2 separate regions of the Homo sapiens genome follow, and region 1 is linked to region 2. A link is an interaction called in ENCODE POLR2A ChIA-PET data of the cell type or tissue named here. Cell type or tissue: A673. All regions are shown on one strand.

The links. ChIA-PET counts read pairs that join two places held together with the same protein. Peaks named below come from ENCODE experiments on the same cell type or tissue, not always from the same donor. Only the 100,000 strongest peaks of a DNase experiment are listed, where the experiment ranks them.
Region 1: POLR2A ChIA-PET joins it to region 2 with 10 read pairs; 2 of 35 experiments call an interaction of 5 or more read pairs at or near these places.

What each region holds. Positions count from the first base shown.
Region 1 is chr6:27,100,015-27,108,014 of GRCh38, forward strand. No RefSeq gene overlaps it. Among named protein-coding and RNA genes, the nearest start is that of TRS-GCT1-1, 6.7 kb to the left of the region's middle. In A673, no CTCF peak of the experiment used is centred here; no DNase peak of the experiment used is centred here.
Region 2 is chr6:28,486,489-28,494,488 of GRCh38, forward strand. TRT-CGT1-1 (tRNA-Thr (anticodon CGT) 1-1) reads right to left here and starts at 2,578; the gene lies at 2,505-2,578. It overlaps LOC124901294 (a long non-coding RNA gene), which reads right to left and starts at 3,002. Exons shown (of 2, transcript XR_007059537.1): 1 at 2,876-3,002. LOC124901295 (a long non-coding RNA gene) reads left to right here and starts at 3,242. Exons shown (of 2, transcript XR_007059538.1): 1 at 3,242-3,465; 2 at 3,884-4,499. In A673, no CTCF peak of the experiment used is centred here; DNase peaks (open chromatin) are centred at 2,583, 3,043 and 3,553; H3K4me3 peaks cover 2,203 bases; H3K27ac peaks cover 1,262 bases.

The sequences.
Region 1 (8,000 bases), 1.4 Mb before region 2:
AGAAAAATTTTAAATACATCGAAATTTATATTAGTTATAAAATATCCATGTATCTATCTCAGAACTTCCATTTTATCCATTTTTGAAAATTCCTATTCTACAAAATAGCACTTTTTTAATTTTTAAACTTTTTTGTGAAAATTATCACCCATGCAGAAAAGTACACAAAATATATATGCAAACTTAACTTTATGTACAGAAAAGTATATAAAATATACATGCCAACTTAAGTAATTACAAAGCAAGCACCTGCAGAATTGTGACAAAGGCCAAGAAGTAGAACATGGCAAGCATCTAATAAGGGAACCCTCTCAGTCACTGTCTCCTCTCTTCCCCAAATGTATTTATTATATATAAATATAATATATTTATAATAATTATATAATATATTATATTATATATCATATATGATATATCATATATTATATTATATATAATACATCATATATTATTATATATAATACATCATATATTATTATATATATCATATATTATATATAATATATCATATATTATATTATATATAATATATCATATATTATATTATATATAATATATCATATATTATATTATATATAATATATCATATATTATATTATATATAATATATCATATATTATATTATATATAATATATCATATATTATATTATATATAATATATTATATGGATTATATTATAAATATATTATATGATATATAATAATATATCATCTATTATATAATAATAATGTATCTATTATATAATAATAATGTATCATCTATTATATGATATATAAATATAATGTATATAAAATATAAATAAAATATAATATATATAAAATATATATGATATATTATATATAAATATATGATATATTATATTATAAATATGATATATGATATTATATTATATACTATATATGATATATGATATTATATTATATACTATATATGATATATTATACATAAATATATGATATATAATATATGATATATTTATACGGTATAGTATATATCATATATACTATATATATGATATACTATATATAGTATATATCATATTATATACATACTATATATGATATATACTATATATCGTATATATACTATTATATATTATATATCATATCATATATGATATATAATATATGATGTATTATAAATCATATATCATATATCATACATTGTATATCATCCATTAAATGTGATATATATAACCAACCTGACTTTTATTACTTCCTTGCATTTTTAAGAATTATTTTATCACCAATTATTTTATTCCTAAACACCATTGTTTACCTATGTCTGAACGTTATATAAATAGAATCACATCTCTAGTATTTTTTTCTATGTTTTTCCTTAATAATATTCTATAAATTTCATTCTTGTTTTTGTAGATAGTTCATCCCTTTCTGTTTTTATATAGTATGTCATAACATAAACATACTGTAACATATTTATCCTTTGAATGCATTTTCCATTGCTGTGTAAAAAATTACCCTGAAATGTAGTTGCTTAAAACATTTGTTGGCGGTTGGGCGTGGTGGCTCACGATTGTAATACCAGCACTTTGGGAGGCCAAGGCAGGCGGATCACAAGGTTAAGAGATCGAGACCATCCTGGCCAACGTGGTGAAACCCCGTGTCTACCAAAAATACAAAAATTAGCTGGGTGTGATGACGCGCTCCTGTAGTCCCAGCTACTTGGGAGGCTGAGGAAGGAGAATCGCTTGAACCCGGGAGGTGGAGGTTGCAGTGAGCCGAGGTCGCACCACTGCACTCCAGCCTGATGACAGAGCATGACTCTGTCTCAAAAAAAAAGAAAAAAGAAAGAAAAAAAAATTGGCTTCTAATTTCTGTGGGTGAGGATTCTGGGAGTGGCTTAGCTGGGTTCTCTGGCTCAGGGTCGCTCACAAAGCTACAATCAAGGTGGCAGCAGGAGCTTCAGTCATCTCGAGGCTAGACTGGTGAAAGACTGGCTTTCATGATCACTGACATGGTTGTTAACAGCATGTTAGAGTGAGGATGTAAGTACTCACCAACTATTGTCTGGAGGCCACTCTCAGTTCCTTGCCATTTGAAGTCTCCACAGCACTGCTCACAACATAGCAACTTGTTTCATCAGAGCAAGCAATTCAGAAGAGCCAGAGTGAGTACGAGCAAGAGAAAAGTCAGAATCTTTTATAACCTAATTTTGGAAGTGACATCCTATCACTTTTGCTTATGCTGTTCATTGAAAATGTTTCAGTAGGCCTAGCCCACCATTCAAGGGGATGGAATTACACAAGAGCATGATTAACAGGAGCTGGGTATCGTGGGGGGCTCTCTTAGAAGCTGCCTACCACACATTTTAGGTTAATGAAGATTTGTGTTTTTGTTTACTTCTAGGGCGCTTCTTGTACATTTCTTCTGATGCATATGTGCTTACATTGCTGAGTCATAAATTATGGATATGTCATGGGTCTGGCTTTGTTCAATATGATGTTGGTGAGATAGATCCATGTACTCATAGCTCATTTTCACTGTGCTGTACTGTTCCATGGTTTGGACCCCTACAATTTATTTATCCGTCCTACTGTCAATTGACCTTTTTTTCAAGTTTTGCCTATTATAAACTACATTTTTGGAGATTTTTCCACATATCTCAGTGCACATTTGCACTGGATATACATACAGAAATGAAATGTTGAGTCCTATGATATGCATAATTTATTAGATAATTTTATTAGATACCCCCCAAATTTTCAGATAGTATCGTGCACCTGCAGCACACATTAAGTTCCTGTTGCTTCAACTTCTTTCCAAAATTTAATATGGTCAGGCTTTTAAATTTCACTATTTTCCTGGGTGTTAATGGGTCAAAATTGCTTATTTATTCTGTAAATACCTGATTAGTAATGCTGTTAAGTCCTTTTTATATTATTATTACTATTCAATATTTCATTTTGTGAAATGCCTCTTCAAATCACTTGATTTTTGTTTTTCTGTTCCTTTCTTACTGCTGTGTAGTAGTTCTTTCTATATTTTGACAAGCTCTTTGTTGATTCCATGTGTTATAAACACAATTCCCCTACACTGTAACTTGCCATTTGAACCTCTGAATCTCTTAATAACTTGAGGAACAAAAGATTTTTGTTTTAATGAATCCAAATTTATTTATATGTGTGTATCTGTGTCATATATTATATATGTACATATGTGTTAGTGTTTTGTGGGTTTTTTACAAATCTTCTGCTCCCTAGAAGTCATAAAGATATCTCCCTTTATTAACATTTAGAAGCTATCTTGTTCTACCTTTTACATTTAGATCTAAAATGCACCTAGAACTGATATTTATGTATAGTGGGAGGGAAAATCCCCTGGAATATCTATCTATCTATCTTTCTCTCTCTCTTTCTCTCAATTCATTTATCTAGAGATAAGTATATTCATTTTGGTATTAAAATGACCAAGCACTTGGTGGGGCGCAGTGGCTCATGCCTGTAATCCCAGCACTTTGGGAGGATGAGGCAAGTGGATCACTTGAGGTCAGGAGTTCGAGACCAGCCTGCCTAACATGGTGAAAGCCTATCTCTACTAAAAATACAAAAAATTAGCTGGGCGTGGTGGCACACACCTGTAGTCCCAGCTACTCAGGAGGCTGAGGCTCGAGAACTGCTTGAACCCCAGGGGGCAGAGGTTGCAGTGAGCTGAGGTTGTGCCACTCTGCTCCAGCCTGGGCGACAGAGCGAAACTCTGTCTCAAAAAAAAAGAAAAAGAAAAAGGCCAATCACCACTTGTTGAAAAAAACCATCTTTTCCCTCTTTGCTCTGCACTTACTTTTTCTATCACCAGATGCCCATATATGTGGTCCTTTTCATTTCTCCACTCTCTTCCTCCTGTCTATTTATCTAACTTTATAATCTCCCACACTCTTATTTACTATAGCTTTATAAGTCTTGAAATGTGGTAACAGAAAACTTGACCTATTCTTCCCCTTCAAGATTTGCTTGTTCTGTATTGCCTCTCTGTACTTACATATACATTTTGGAATTATTTTGTAAATTTCTGCCAAAAAAAAGTAAGCTGCTGTGATTTTGGATAATATTTCCTGGATCTGTAGATCAGTTTGATTATAATAGGTATCTTTAAAATTATGAGATCTGGCCACACACGGTGGCTCACATCTGTAATCTCAGCACTTTGGGAGGAAGAGGTGGACGGATCACTTGAGGTCAGGAGTTCGAGACCAGCCTGGCCAACATGGTGAAACTCCATCTCTAATAAAAATATGAAAATCAGCTGGGCATGGTGGCACATGCCTATAATCCCAGCTACTTGGGAGGCTGAGGCACGAGAATCACTTGAATTTGGGAGGCGGAGTTTGCAGTGAGCTGAGACCGCACCACTGCACTCCAGCCTGGGTGACAGAGTGAGATTCTAGCTCAAAAATAGTAATAATATCAAAATAATAAAATAATGAAATCTTACAATGTATATATTACCTTTCAATTATTTAGATTTTCTCTAGTTTATCTCAATAGCATCATACTATTTTTCTACATAGAAATATGGCCAACATTTCACTAGGTATATTTCAGATATCTTTTGGTTTTTGCGCTACTACGTGTGATATTATTTTTTAATTTTTATTTTATTAATACATTACAATTCAACTCATTTCTTATATCTGTTATAGAAAGCCTGATATTGGTCCATTGTGTGGATGCTGATATAAGGAGAAGCAGGCCTGCAGTTAGAAACATCGTATTAGGAAGAGTTAGCCTCACATCAGGTGATGCAGGATACACATATGTGTACAAGACCATAGACCACTAGGAAAACTCAGTCTAAGTTATGACTGAGGCTTCCCTGCTCAACCAGCATGCCTCTTTCATGAAGGATCTAAGCAGTGGTCCTCAACCCACGGTGATTTTGCCCCATTAGGAGACATTTGACAATGTGTAGAGACATTCTTGTTGTCACAACTGGAGAGGAGATGCTACTGGTATCCAGTGGATAAAGGCCAGGGATGCTTCCAAACATCCTCCAATGCAAAGGACAGCTCCCCACAACAAATAATTTTCCAGCCCAAAATGCCAATAGCTTCAAATTTGAGAAACTCTGATACACTACGATATATATTAATATATAAACATATATAGAGAGAAAATATATCAAATGACAATTTTACTCTCTTTTGGATCAATACCCAACTCCTTTGCTGACATTCAAGACCCTCCATGCCCTCTACTTACCTTACTGCTCCTTAGAGTGAAGTTACAGTCTTGCTCACCCATGTCATATGAATTTCTATCTCCAATACATTTCTTAGGATCTTTATGTAACCTACCATGCACCTTTAGCTTTGACTAATGTATACTTCTTCAAAGACTATTTCCAGGTCTACCCTTCTACATAGACTATAGAGAAAAGTGATTATTTGCTTCTCTCAACTCTGATATGTGATGCTTCCTCATATACCCAGCTAATAGGACATTTGCCCAGGTTTACCTTCTTTTGGATGATAGTTCTCAAACTACCCCACTCAGTTGGATAGAGTTGATCTGCTTCTGTCAAATATATACAGAAATATGTAGATCTCTTTTTCTAGCACATGATATCACTGAATAATAATTTGTTCCCAATGTGGTATCTTCTGATAAAATGAGAACTCTAGAAGTTTTTCTTCAAACAGAAAATATGCTGTATGGATTGCATGTTTGTGTCCCCCCCTAAATTCGCACATTGAAATCCTAACCTCCAATATCATGGTATTAGGAGGTGGGGCCTTTGGGAGGTAATTAGACCATGAGGGTGGAGTCCTCTTGAATGGGATTAGCACCTTTGTAAAAGAGACTCCACAGGGCTCTCTAGCCTTCTTTCTGCCAGGTGAGAATACAATGAGAAGCCTGCAACCTGGAAGAGGGCCCTCACCAGAACCTGACCACACTGGCACCCTGATCTCAAACTTTGGCCTCCAGAACAGAGATAAATAAATTCCTATGGTTTATAAACCACGCAGTCTATGGCTCTTGGTTATAGCAGCCTACACTGACTATAACATATACCAATCAAAACTAATTGTAGGCTGGGTGTGGTGGCTCATGTCTGTAATCCCAGCACTTTGGGAGGCCAAGGCAGGTGGATCACTCGAGATCACAAGCTGGAGTTTGAGACTAGCCTGGCCAACATGGTGAAACTGCGTCTCGACTAAAAATACAAAAATTAGCCAGGCATGGTAGCAGGTGCCTGTAATCCCAGCTACTCAGGAGGCTGAGGCAGGAGAATTGCTTGAACCTGGGAGGTGGAGGTTGCAGTGAGCCAAGATGGCTCCACTTAATTGTATACTTATACACTGTGGTGTTCTCTTCCTCTTCTACACATTCTCCACTAAACAGCTTTAATGCAACCCATCCTGGGGCCATAGGAACAAACTCATGCTATTAGACACAACTTGAATCACGTATAATAATACTAACAGAATATTTAAAAACACTAACAGAGACCTAGAGTGACACAGAGACAGATTAGCACCTAGAGACACACCATCTGAGAAACAGACATGCCATAAAAGACACAATCACACCCCCACACATTACGAGGGCCAACATGTACCAGACACTGTGCTAAGCCCTTCCTAGTCAAATTTACATAACATTCCCATAAAAAATTATGAGACAGGTACAAATAATTTCCACTTAAAAGTGAATAAATCCAAGGCACAAAAACATAATTTTCCCAAGGTCATCAGATGATAAATTGGGGTCGGGGTAGGAATTTTACCTGTCTGGTCTTTGACCTTAATTACTACTCTGAAGTGTCCCCTTCCCCAAGTTATAATGAGGCTGGTTTCTTCTCTTTCTTCAGATCTCAGGTCTAAGAGGCCTTTCAAGATTCCACATTTAAAGAGCCAACATTGCCTTGCTTCATTGTTGTTAAGAACTCACGACTATTTGAAAGTATTTATTATCCTCTACTTTTGTATAGCTGGTTGCCCTTCCAAGAGTTAGGCAAGAGAGACTTCCTTCATCTAGGATTGCCAGATATAGCATATAAAAATATAAAATGCCCACTTAAATTTGAACTTCAGATTTTTAACATATCTCATGCATTATTTGAAAGTTACTTATATTAAATGCTTATATTTATTATTTATTTGAAATTCAAATTTAACGGGGCATCCTATATTTTATGTGGCAACCCTCTCCATCACAGTCAACTCATCTATGGAGTCTTTCATATAGTTGTTTTTTTTGTTTGGTTGGTTGGGTTTTTCTTTTTCTTTTTTTTTTTTTTGAGATGGAGTCTTGCCCTGTCTCCCAGGCTGGAGTGCAATGGCGCAATCTCGGCTCACTGCAACCTCCACCTCCCAGGTTCAAGCGATTCTCCTGCCTCAGCCTCCCCAGTAGCTGGGATTACAGGCGTGTGCCACCAGGCATGCTAATTTTTTTTTTTTTTTTTGTATCTTTAGTAGAGACGGGGTTTCACCATGTCGGCCAGGCTGGTCTCAAACTCCTGACCTCGTGATCCACCCACCTTGGCCTCCCAAAGTGCTGAGATTACAGGCATGAGCCACTGCACCCAGCCTCATATAGTTCTTTTTAAATGTATACCTTCAGTGTAGAAATACAATAAGTATTTCTATGGCTATGGTTCAGGAAATCCATGTAACTGCTTGAATTGGGTGCAGGAACTGGCATTTTTACAGATTTGCAGGGAGAATGTTCATAGATATTTCTAGATAAACAAATGGATCAATGTTTTTTACCTTTGCTCTCTCACCAAGTGAGCACTAGCTCCTTTTTATGTAGGATTTTTCCTTAGAACTTTCTCAGACTTGGTGATTCCCCAGCTCTTCTTACATAAACCTCCTCCTTAACTCCCTTTGCCTTATAGAAAGACATAGAGAGACAATGTGTTTGTGAAAGCAGTCTGAAGATGTGGATCCTCATGGTGGACTCACCGCCCACTGTGTCTTGTTTCTCCTTTCATTCCAGGCTTCTAGTTCCTAATTTTTCTCATAAGCAAAATATTATAAA
Region 2 (8,000 bases):
GGTTCCCCTTGCCTGCTGCCTAGACACAACCAACTTATCAAGACAGGGGAACTGCAATAGAGAAAGAGTTTAATTCATGCAGAGGAGTACAGGAGACTGGAGTTTTATTATTCCTTAAATCAGTCTCCCCCAAAACATGGGGATTGGGGTTTTTAAGGATAATTTGGTGGGTAGGGTTTAGTGAGTTGGGAGTGCTGATTGGTTGGGTCAGAGATGAAAGCATAGTGAGTTGAAGCTGTCTTCTTGTGCTGAGTCAGTTCCTAGGTGGGGCCACAAGATCAGATGAGCCAGTTTACTGACCTGGGTGGTACAGCTGATCCATTGAGTGTAGGGTTTACAATAGAATAGTGATGTTATCCCCAGTAGCAATTTGGGGAGTGTCAGAATCTTGTAGCCTCCAGCCGCATGACTCCTAAACCATAATTTCTAATCTTGTGGCTAATTTGTTAGTCCTACAAAAGCAGTCTAGTCCCTAGGCAGGAAGGGGGTTTGCTTTGGGAAAGGGCTGTTATCATCCTGTTTCAAAGTTAAACTATAAACTAAGTTCCTCCCAAAGTTACTGCAGCTTACACCCAGGAATGAACAAGGACAGCTTGGAGGTTAGAAGCAAGATGGAGTCAGTTAGGTCAGATCTCTTTTACTGTAATAATTTTCTCAGTTATAATTTTGCAATGGCAGTCTCACTCCTTGGCTTGTGGCCAGTAACTGCAATCTCTGCCTCCATCTTCACAGGGCCGTCTTCCCACTATGTCTGTGTCTCTGTGTCCAAACCTCCCTCTCTTCGAGTAAAGATCCCAGTCACTGGATTATGCCCCACCCTAATCCAGAATGACCTCATCATAACTTGATTACTTCTGCAAAGACCCTAGAAAGGCAGATTTATTAGAGAAAGTATGAAAATAGGTTGCAAGAAAGCAATGGCTAAATCAGCATGAGAGAAGCTGACTGCAAAGAAACAAAGGCTTGCTGGAGACTTTACAGAATAGGGTTTATGCTGTAAACTGAAGAGGGCTTTGTGCAGTACTGATAATGCCAAAGTTGAAATGAACTGCCTTGCAGGTGTGTGGTGATAGTTGAGCACAGGAAGATTGTGAGTTGTTTGTACAAGAGGGCTATGTGTCCTGGACCATGAAGAAAGGCAGACTTATAGCTTATCTGCTTTCTGTTCTTGCTTTCCCTTGGTCCCGCCAGTCTGACTCCTTTTCCCAATTAGGACTCCACAGTTAACTTGGTCCATGCCCAGAAATGAGAGAAGACAGCCAGCCCATGAGGCTAGAAGCAAGATGGAGTCAGCCACAGCCATGTCAGATTTATGCTACTGTCATAGGTTTGCAAAGGCAGTTTCAGAGTAAAAGGATTAAACACTTGTCCCTAATTGTTCAATAAATAAGAAAAATTATAAAAAGCAACAATATAGTGAACTTTATTGCTTGTTTAGGTGCCAAATATCCTTCTAAAATATTTTGTATACTTACTCAACAAGCTCTCCCATCAACTATATTAGGTAGGCTTATTACTATTTCCATTCCACATGTGAAGAAAGTGATGCCCATGGAGCTAGAGCAATTTGCTAAAGGTCCCTTAGCCATCAAATGTAGCAGCTGAGGTTTGAATACAGCCGATGTGACCTAGTTCAACAAGGTCCCAATCAAAATGAACAGCAGTGAGGTCCAAACATAGGGACAATTTTCCAATGTTTTACGTTGCTACTTATGATACTTAGAGTAACATAGTAGCCACATTGTGAATATTTCTCATTAAAAAGTAAAAAAACAGGCCAAGCGCGGTGGCTCACACCTGTAATCCCAGCACTTTGGGAGGCTGAGGCAGGCGGATCACTTGAGGCAGGAATTGGAGACCAGCCGGGCCAACATGGTGAAACCCTGTCTCTAATGAAAATACAAAAATTAGCTGGGCGTGGTGGTGCACACCTGTAATCCCAGCAATTCTGGAGGCTGAGGCATGAGAATCGCTACTGCACTGGAGCCTGGGTGACAGAGCGAGATTCCATCTCAAAAAAAAAAAAAAAAAAGGCAAGCATGCCCCTGCAAATGTCCTAATTTTTGTTTGTAGCTACTAATGGGTTTGTTGTTCATTAATTTCTTATCTTATGAATTCAATTATAGAGCTGGAGATTTTTAGAATCTAGAGAGATTTTATTTATCTGCATGCCTACAACAGTTATCTACATGCTTTAAACTGTAACACATTGTAAGTGCTCAAAAACATTTTACCACAGTTTAAAGCAAGACATACGAAATTGATTGAGGTGGGTCACATGCATTATTCTTTCGCACTTTTTGCATTTGCATTGTCTTCCTCCTAAAAATTTACTTTTTAAAAGTAAGGAATCTGAGCAGGATGCAGTTAAACAACTTGGGATTTATCCAGTTGTGTTCTACTGCTGTTAAGTTTGGTGAGAATGTTTGGCAATTAGTGGGAGGACGCAGTTCTTCGTCAAGAAAACAATTTTCAGAAACAGCTGATTTTCTCTGGAAAACATCAGGCCCCACTGGGAGTCGAACCCAGGATCTCCTGTTTACGAGACAGGCGCTTTAACCAACTAAGCCATAGAGCCACGCGGAAGCACTCTTTAGAGGTGAATCTATCTCATTTTACTTTGACAAAATGAGTTTAGTTAGTTATCTGCTGTCTTCAAAAAATATGTCAACTCGAGAAACACTTCATTTCCTCAGTATCTTTTGAAGACATACGAATACACGGGGAAACGTATTCGGCAGTCTACAGTGTCAAAGGATTTTTCTATTAATCCAAGAAAGAGCATTACAGAAAGCTATACAATACGTGAAGACGATTAAAAGGAATATATCTATACATAATTTTAAAAAACCTTTGAATCTTGAAAGTCACTCACTTAGGGTACGTGAAGCTGCCAAATTTATCAGAGAAGGAACAGGCATCTCTCGCATGGAGCCGTGGGCCTCGGCGTTAAGGCACTCTTCAGCTACAGGTGGCAGCCCGTTTAGCTCTTCTTAAGGTCTTGTGATGTCATTTTCAAGAGGCCAGTAAAGTTCTGTGTCACGTGGGGCCTCTCAGGAGGGGTGCGGAGGTGGGGGAGGGGCGGGGAGCAGGACTCCACTGCTTTGGCCTCAAGGAGTTTGGTCGACACTTGAAGACTGACCAAGAAAAAGTAATTTGTCCCAGTTTTCTCCCACCCTTTGTTTTCTTCTGCTCCTCTTGGGCTTGTTTTTTTTTTGGGGGGGGGGGTTCTTTCTTTTTTCTTTTCTTTTTTTTTTTTTTTTCCCGCAGTAAGTTCTGAAAATCGCCTCCCAGAGGAGATAACGCGTTCTCCTCTGTAACCCGTCCTTCCACGTCCCGGTGGTGGGGGGGGGGGTCCCGGTTCTCATTCTTTCGGGGACCTGCAAGGAGCCCCGCCCGCAGGCTTTGAACCGATTTCGGCTCCGCGTCCAGGAGCAGGCCCTACGTAGGGCCGGGGGAATTCAGGTGCGTCTGCGGGGCCCAGGGCACCCAGGGCAGGCGGGGACTGAGACGACTGAGGGTTGAGGGACAAGGAGGTTGGGACTGGGGAGGGGAGACCCGGGACCCGCCCAGAACGCTTTCGTGGGGTTGGAGAGGGCAGGACACAGCCTCTCTGGGCCCGGTAGTATGCGAAGACACGCATAACGCAAAAGGATTCCCGTCCTGGACTTTGGGAATTAAGGCCCTGAACACATTGAGCAAAAAGTAGATCTGTCTGTACAGACGTTTCTTTCCACGTCTTTCATAGTAAGGACTTTATTAAAAAGCAGGCACTCGAATCCTAGGTGGGTAGATGGGAGGCTGGGGCTGGGGATGGGGACGTCCTCTGTTTTCTGGTTGTGCACATTAAAAATAACTCTCTGCTGCCTACTCCTAAACGCAGCCGGCAAAAATGAGACGTCAACTAAGCGCCGTTTCAGTCCCAGAGCCAGGTCGTCCATGGGGGTTTTCAAGCGTTTTCTCGATGACTGATTTTTCTAGAAGCGAATGGATTTTATTCTCCCAGGTGTAAAGGCTACCTCCTGCTTCACACCCGGGTAACATAAAAGACAGCGCTGGGACCGAAACTCGGGTCTCCTGGGTCCTGGTTGGCTGGAGAGAGGGGCAATGAACGTCCCGAAAAGAATTCTGTCTTTTCTCAATATCTGGGAGGACTCATAACAGGGTAGATAATCAGGATGGATGTTTGGCAGGTGGGAATCTTTGAGACGGTCTGTGCACACAATTTTAACTCTACTTTTGCCAGTTTGGAGGACATGAAATTCCTGATGAGTGTATGTTAAAAGGGAATAGAGAAGGTAATATACACAACGTTCTAAAATAATTGCTTTTCGTGGAGGCAAAGTGGCTAAGCAGTCCAAAGCGCTGGATGAAGGCTCTAATCTCTTGGGGTGTGGAGGTTCTAGCCTGTTTAGCCACAGAAGTCATGAAACCACTATGTGGTATTTGTTAAATAATGAGTTTTGATACTTAAAATAAAATGGAATTATTGGAGTGAATTTTGTTTGGTTCTGTTGAATTTGTTATTCTTACACACACTAGCCAGATTCTACTTATTTGTGGGCGGCAAGCCACCCAGGCACCGAGGCAAGAGACAGAGGACACGAGCTGTTCCAGTATAATAAAATATAAAACAAGAATAGTTATACCAAATATAGATCTTAGATATGATTATATATGAAAATCATTAATCATTAGTTTGTAGCAATTACTTTTTATTCCAATATTATAATAATCCTCGCTCTATAATCATAGCCTAGGAAAAACCAGGCCTTACAGAGATAGGAGTTGAGGGAACATAGTGAGGTGTGACCAGAAGACAAGAGTGCGAGCCTTCTGTTATGCCCGGACAGGGCCAGCAGAAGGGCTCCTTGGTCTAGCGGTAACGCCAGCGTCTGGGAAGACGCCCGTTGCCGAGCGGACGGTGGTCTAGCAGAAGCCTCAGTGTCAAGAAAAAACACCGGCTGCTTAGCAGACCGGAAAAGGGAGTCTCCCTCTCCCCGGGGGAGTTTAGAGAAGACTCTGCTCTTCCACTTCTTGTGGAGGGCCTGACATTAGTCAGGCTCGCCCGCAGTTATCCGGAGGCCTAACCGTCTCCCTGTGATGCTGTGCTTCAGTGGTCACACTCCTAGTCCGCCTTCATGTTCCATCCTGTACACCTGGCTCTGCCTTCTAGATAGCAGAAGTAAATTAGTGAAAGTACTAATAGTCCCTGATATGCAGAAATAATGGCGTAAGCTGTCTTTCTCTCTGTCTCCTCTCCCTCTTTGCCTCAGCTGCCAGGCAGGGAAGGGCCCCCTGTCCAGTGGACACGTGACCCACGTGACCTTACCTATCATTGGAGATGACTCACATTCTTTACCCTGCCCCTTCTGCCTTGTATCCAATAAGTAACAGCGCAGCCAGACATTCGGGGCCACTACCGGTCTCCGCGCATTGGTGGTAGTGGTCCTCCGGGCCCAGCTGTCTTTTCTTTTATCTGTCTTGCGTCTTTATTTCTACACTTTCTCGTCGCTGCACACAGGGAGAGACCCACTGACCCTGTGGGGCTGGTCCGTACACTTATTAACATTTTATTTGATATGTTGATCTTTGGATGTATGAATTTGATTGTTCTCATTTGATTTGTTTTGTTTTTACTTTGGGTTCTATTTATGTCAGGTTTTGGTAACCTTAATGAATGGATTAGGCAGTTTTCCACTTCTTATGCCCTGAAACTTTTCAACCCAGAAGAGTTACCTGATCCTTGACAATTTGACAGCACTTGGCCTAAGAGAATGGGGCCTTTTCATGGGGCTTAGAAATGGAAAGAGACTTTTGACAGCCTCTTCATCTATTACCGTGGTTATTATTCTGTGAGGATGTGTCATTTGAGTGTGTCATATAGTGCCTCTGATTCTCAGTTGCTTATTTGTTGAGAGATAATGATACTGAATATTAAATGACTTACTGCTTTTAAAATTCTAGTATGATGCCTGGGCCATGCAAGCCTTCAATCAATGTTATTTATTATTATCACATCAATATTGGTAATTTATATTGTCCTAAATCCTATCTCATTCACTATGCTTAGATTATCAGGGATTATCAGATACAGAGGTAGAAAGTTGTAAAAAAATGCTTTTTATTTGAGATACACATCTCATCTCTATTTGTAAATGTGTCTTCTTCACTAATTTTGAATTCTAAGTTTATATTTTCCCTTAGACATTCCACAGATTTGTATTTCAGTTTTATTTACAAAAAAAACTTTCTTAGCTCTCCTAGCATGTAAACAGATTTTCTCTGTTGATTCCTTTCTTCTGCTTTCATTTGGTATGTTTTGTTGGTCTTTTACTTGCTTCTGAAGAGAAATACTCACCAGCATTTCAGTCATTTAAAGTCTTTCTCATTTACTTAAAAAATGCACTTAAGTTACAAATGTTCCCCTCTGACCTGCTTTTGTAGCATTCCACAGTAATGATATATGTTGTCTTATTGACATTCTATTATACCTGGCCTGTAATTTTAGTTTTGATTTTCTCTTTGAGCAAAGATATTTTTAGAAGCATTTGACATTAAGTATAACATTTTATACTTTTCTGATTATATTTTGATGCTGATTTCTATCTCTATTTTCTAGCACAGTATTAATTTTCTAAATTAAAAAGTATTTTGATATTTTCTTATTAGATCATTGTATAGTCAATTCTTTAATTTCTTTGGGCAATTTAAAAATTGTGTTTTCTCTATAAAGAATTTTATGATATCTATCAGGTCAATGTTTTATTCTTATTTGTCTTTTATAATATTACTTATTTCTTTGTCCACTGATATTTCTTGAACTTAGAGCAATAAATTGAAGTCAATTACTAAATTGTCTCTGCCTTTCTACTTGTGTCTCCACTGAATTTCTGCTGAATGAAAGTTGCTGCTTTATTTTGAGCATGAATATCAAAAAAACCAAAAATCTTTACCTCCACTTAAACTGTAATTTTTAGCATTTTGCAGTACCCTTCTTTGTTTTATTTAATGAGTGTTGTCCAAAATCCCACCTCACATGATTTTAAATCCTTGAGTCCTTTCTTTTTGTGAGTTTGCCTGATATTTTTGTCTGTTCTTTATTTTCAAACTTCCTGATTGTTTCCAAGCCTGTGGGTAAGTAGCAAGCTGTGGGGAGGCAGTGTGACAAGGTATATGCAGGAAACAAAGAGCTCAGAGAGACTAGTTTTTTTATTTTCACAGCATTTTAAAAGCCAATGACCCTAATTAAGAGATACTTAATCTTCCACTGGTTTATGTGGTCATAGTGAAAATTACAGTTGAGATATTGAATATAGCAAATGTGTAGCTCTGTGGAGAAATTGTGGCACTGGAATCTCTGATTCTAGCCAAGAACTTCCCAGAGGCATGAGTAAAATGTTCCCAACTTGAAAATCTAGTGCAAGTAGAAGATTCAATCTTTTAATGTTGATGTTTTCTAGGTTCCATATTTGGTTGCCCTTTTTTCTGAGATGGTATTCAAAGGAATATTCCACACACTCATATCTTTGAACCTTTCAAAATACTTCCAAATATCTTGCATATTTGGAATACTGATAACTTCCAAATATCTTGCATAAAACTTTTTAGAATGCCATATGATTATAGCCAACTGCCTACAAGACATTTCCACCTTAGTATCTCATAGACACCGTGGACTCATCAAGTTCCTCCTATTATTGCTTTTCTTTTTGAGTAGCACCACAACCTAGTCTGTTAAAGTGAAAACTGTGTGATTACTGTAGATGACTCTCTTTGTCCCCTCATGCATTTTTTTCATCAGGTGAATATGATGTAACTGCTGTTTAGATTCAAATAGTGATCCTTCCCTAACTAGCCATGGCAATTAGTATGATATTCTAAGCAGAACCTGCTGTTGTGAAAACATAATTTGATGGAATTGAGAGTTTTTGCTATTCAGTTAAACTCTTAGTGAGTCAAATATGCCAAATGTAAAGTTCTATTTTTAATTTAATATT